2 separate regions of the Homo sapiens genome follow, and region 1 is linked to region 2. A link is an interaction called in ENCODE POLR2A ChIA-PET data of the cell type or tissue named here. Cell type or tissue: Panc1. All regions are shown on one strand.

The links. ChIA-PET counts read pairs that join two places held together with the same protein. Peaks named below come from ENCODE experiments on the same cell type or tissue, not always from the same donor. Only the 100,000 strongest peaks of a DNase experiment are listed, where the experiment ranks them.
Region 1: POLR2A ChIA-PET joins it to region 2 with 9 read pairs; 2 of 35 experiments call an interaction of 5 or more read pairs at or near these places.

The regions. Positions count from the first base shown.
Region 1 is chr5:81,269,438-81,271,937 of GRCh38, reverse strand. The region is part of intron 1 of CKMT2-AS1 (CKMT2 antisense RNA 1); the gene reads left to right. Among named protein-coding and RNA genes, the nearest start is that of CKMT2-AS1, 31 kb to the left of the region's middle. RefSeq lists enhancers at 1,106-1,656, 1,657-2,209, 2,286-2,500. In Panc1, no CTCF peak of the experiment used is centred here; no DNase peak of the experiment used is centred here; H3K27ac peaks cover 1,039 bases.
Region 2 is chr5:80,001,734-80,004,233 of GRCh38, reverse strand. It overlaps a transcript of THBS4 not described here. Among named protein-coding and RNA genes, the nearest start is that of MTX3, 12 kb to the right of the region's middle. In Panc1, no CTCF peak of the experiment used is centred here; no DNase peak of the experiment used is centred here; H3K27me3 peaks cover 677 bases.

The sequences.
Region 1 (2,500 bases), 1.3 Mb before region 2:
GATTTGCTTCAAGATTTAGAGCTCCTTTTAACAGTTCTTGTAGTGCTGGGTTGGTAGTGGCAAATTATCTCAGCATTTGTTTGTTTGAAAAAGACTGTCTTTCATTTAGGAAGCTTATACAAAATTCTTGGCTGATAATTGTTTTGTTTAAGGAGGCTAAAGATAGGACCCCAATCCCTTGCTGCTACTCTGATAGGTTTTCCCTTATAGGTTACCTGATGCTTTTGCCTCACAGCTCTTAAGATTTCTTCCTTCGTCTTGACTTAGGTAACCTGATGACTCTGTGCCTAGGCAATGATCTTTCTAAAATGAATTTCCCAGGTGTTCTTTGAGCTTCTTGTATTTGGGTGTCTAGATCTCTAGCAAGGCAGGGGAAGTTTTTCCTTGATTATTTCCTCAAATATGTTTTCTAAACTTTTAGATTTATCTTCTTCCTCAGGAATACCAAGTATTCTTAGGTTTGGTTGTTTAACATAATCCCAAACTTCTTGGAGGCTTTGTTCATTTTTTAAAATTCTCTTTTGTTTGTCTGTGTTGGATTGGGTTAATTCAAAAGCCTTGTCTTTGAGCTCTGAAGTTCTTTCTTCTATTTGTTTGATTCTATTGCTGAGACTTTCCATTGTATTTTGTATTTCTCTAAGTGCATCCTTCATTTCCAGGAGTTGTGATTGTTTTTTATTTATGGTACTTCTCTGGAGATTTTCTCATCCATATCCTGTAACATTTTAAAAATTTCTTTAAGTTGGTATTCACCTTTCTCTGGTGTCTCCTTGAGTAGCTTAATAATCGACCTTCTGAATTATTTTTCTGGCAATTCAGAGATTTCTTTTTGGTTTGGATTCATTGCTGGTGAGCTAGTGTGATCTTTTGGGAGTATTAAGAACCTTGTTTTATCATATTACCAGGATTGTTTTTCTGGTTCCTTCTCATTTGTGTAGACTATGTCAGAGGGAAGATTTGGGGCTGAAGGCTGCTATTCAGATTCTTTTGTCCCACAGGGTGCTCCCTTGATGTGGTGCTCTCCCTCTTCCCTTAGGGATGTGGCTTCCTGAGAGGCAAACTGCAGTGACTGTTATTTCTCTTCTGGATCTAGCCACCCAGCAGAGCTAATAGGCTCTAGCCTGGTACTGGGGAGTGTCTGCAAAGAGTCCTGTGATGTGATCTGTCTTCAGATCTCTCAGCCATGGATACCAGCACCTGCTCTGGTGGAGGTAGCAGGGGGTGAAATGGACTCTGTGAGGGTCCTTGGTTGTATTTTTGTTTAGTGTGCTAGTTTTGTGTTGATTGGCCTCTAGCCAGGAGGTGGCACTTTCAAGAGAGCATCAGCTGCAGTAGTATAGGGAGAACCAGGCAGTGGGCGGGGCCATAGAGCTCCCAAGAGATTATGTCCTTTGTGTTTGGCTACCAGGGCAGATAGAGAAAGACCATCAGGTGGGGGCAGGGTTAGGTGTGTCTGAGCTCAGACTTTCCTTGGGTGGGGGTTGCTGCAGCTGCTGTGGGGTACGGGGGTGTGGTTCTCAGGCCAATGAAGTTATGTTTCCAGGAGGATTATGGCTGCCTTTGCTTTGTCGTGCATGTTACCGGGGAAGTGGGGGAAAGCTGGCAGTTACAGGCGTTACCAGCTCCCATGCAACCCAAGAGGCCCGGTTGCCCCATCCCCAGCTGCGCTGTTTATTTCCAGGCAGCGGGTGAGTAGGGCTGAGAACTTGCCGCAGGCTCCATGCCTCCCGACTGAGGAAGCAAGCAAGGCTTTCAGATTTCATGCCTCCCTGCCTGCCACAGCTTCTGTGCTTGTATCTGCACTGCCTGTTTGTCCCCTCCCCAGGTTCTATCCAGGAGACTTTGTGTTTGGTCAAAATTGTTACAAAGTTCAGCTGGAAATTTCCTTCTCCTTGTGGTCTTTCCCCAATTTCACTGGCAGCCCTCCCCAAGGATACCTGAGAGACAGAGTCAGAAATGGCTTCCCTGGGGATGGAAAGTTACTCACAGGGCTCTTCCTGTTGCTTCCCCTACCCCTGTATTTGGCTCAGCTCTCTAAATTTGTCTCAGCTCCCAGGCAAGGTCAAATTCTTCTGTGATCTGGACCTTCAGGTTCCCCAATGAAGATGTGTGTTTGGGGGCAAATGATCCCCCTTTCACACTTTCACACCTTGGGCACTCACAGTTTTCTGGCTGTCTCCCAGAGCCTGCAGCCTGCCTGTTTGTGTACTGGGTTCTAATGTAAAATATATTTCTTCCCATAGGTTACAGTAAAAGGAAAAAAAAAAAAGTCACTGCCTTATTTAATCATCATAAAAACTTCATAAGGCAGGAATTCTCTCCATTTTACAAATGAAACCAAGACTATTGAGTTAAATAATTTACCTTTGGTCATGTAGCTGGTTAGTGGTTGAGCCTGAATTTCATGCAAATTTTTTGACCTCAAAATAACTTCTTTTTGGGCTGGGCACAGTGGCTCATGCCTGTTATCCCAGCACTTTGGGAGGCCAAGGCCGGAGGA
Region 2 (2,500 bases):
TCTCCATTTTGCAGGAGAAAACCAAAACCCTAAATCAACCCTGAATGACACCTGAAAAACCTGGCTTCTAGTTTCAGCTCAGTCATGGTGGATGGGGTTCCCTGCGAAAGCTACTGTCAAATGTGGAAACTGAGGAATCTGACTAGGAGATTTTCAGAACCCTTTTGGCTGTAACGCTTAGTTCCCTTTATCTTCATTCACCTCTCTGGCCCTGAATCATGCAGGTCACATTAGCAACATCCCAAGTATGAATGACCCTCCCTACTACTTACTACCAGATCCTCGCTGTGCTCAGCTACACTTTTAATTTTAAAGAAACAGACTTGTAGAAAAATGTTTAAAACCCGGGATACATGAAGAGCTTCTCCAGAACCTCTCAACAAGCGGCTTTTGATGATAAATACCAGATGCTATAGAGGACGATTAACTATGCAGACAACTTGCATGTAAATTATACAGTAACATAAGAAGGGGGTCTTCAGAGATATGGGATTTCATTTTGAATTTGGCGAAGGCATCTGCTTCTGTCCCCAAAGGGGAGTAGTTTAGAGCTGCTTTAGGTTCATTCATACATATATACTCATTGTTTTTGTTCTTTTCTTCTTGAGGGAATTGCAGGTGCTCTTTTTTTCTTTTTTCTACTGGAAGAACTGCTTTATGTTGGCTGGAGCTGTTTTGTGGCTGGGAAGTAGAGATGAGAATACCATGGCAGCTGCTTGAACCATTTGGTGAGAAACAGGTAGAGAGCTACTCAATCAGGGTAAGAATTGATAAGGAAAACAGCATGATGTGACCTCTAACCTAACCCTTCCAAAAGCTCACTAGGTTCAAAACCATTCCTTCCCTTTTTCTCTCTCTCCCTACTTACTTCTCCTCTTCTTCTCATCCTCTGCCCCTCTGATCTCTTTCTTGCGCCCTCTCATTTCCCTAAATATTGCCCGAATCTCCAATTCACTTTTAAAAGTTTATGAAATGTTTGTAGTATTTAGGCATTTATAAAGGTATAAGGAATAACTCCAGAAACATTAGTTCCTACTACTTAAGTTTGCAGTATTCAAACTGCAAATTACTGAAGCCTCTCCTATATCCCTCTCTTAATAATATCGATTCCCCTACCCTTTCTCCATCCCAGGAGTTAACCACAATATTCTACTTGCCACCCACTCACCTGTAACAGATCATAATATGGAATTTTAAGAAAACACACTTGTTCCTTAGTGAAAAATGTATATTCCCTGTTCTGTTAAGAATCAGGGAATTTAGTTAAAATTTTAAAGAGAAAGACAACATGTTTTTGTTTTTTTTTTTTTCAAATGATCTTTCGTTAACATAACAGTTCCTCTACCCACCTCCTGCTGTAAGGGGTATGCACTAATTAAGTTTCCCAGCACCATCAATGCTATTTTGTTCAGAAGTCTTTTTCTGATTCTGTGTAAATTTTAGACTCTTTTATTTTGTTCTTAGGTTTTCCTTTTTTTTTTTTTTTTTCTCCCTTCTGGAGTTTCCTCAGCTGTCCAGTGTTTCTCTACTATCTCCAATTACAGGACTCACCACAATGCCATTTACTGCTTGGACAATTTCTTCTTGAATATGAAATGCTCTCTCTCCCTGCACTCTGCACCAAGTGATTACAGTTGACTTTCTCTGCACCCTTTCTATTTAAAAGATTTGATGAAAAAGCATGAACATCGTTCACATTAGGATAGAGCATGGGGGTCACTGGGAGGGGACTTCCCAGCTTTTCCGAGGCAGCATGACTGTTATACAAGGCAAAGGTCTTTGGTCTCCTGTTTCTTTTTGGGACATGCTAATGGGTTAGGGGCAGGAGAGTCATCCTTAGTGACTGGGTCTCCCCTGACATCCATTGAGGGTATGTCAGTCTCCAATGCTAGGGCTAGGAGAAACCTCTGTTTTCATTAGGCCCAGCAGATGTGTCTTGGTAGAGGTGCCCTTGAGGTAGTGTGGCCTCAGATTCACATCTTTGTCAGGCAGCTACTGAAGGTAGTGGTTAGATACCAAAGAACAAAACGCCTGTTGTAGGGTACCCACCAGTGTAACCCCAGTATTAGATGCTGGTCAGTTTGTCATTTCACTATTAATGATAGTTAACAAAAGCAGACTGCATGGTATGGTATAAAATATGGGACTAGAAAATGTCTAATCATTGGACTCAAAGTTCAAATTGAAAATAGAGATACTACACTGGCTTTTTCCAAATAATGCTTTTATTATCTTCCAAATTAGTATTGTTTTTCTTCTTATAACTTATTTACATCTTTGGTAAATGGTTAATTTGAAGAATGTCTATGAAGTAAATATGGTTTAATGTAAAAATCATGGCTTTGGAGACAAACAGAACTGGGCAAAAATCCTCATGTAATCACTTTTTGAAACAAGATATTTACCCTTGGTGCCTCCAACTCCAAATTCCTTTGTGTGGGTAAATAGGCCTCTGACTGTGCCTGCAGTCTTATTTCTCATCATTATCTACCGCTCACTT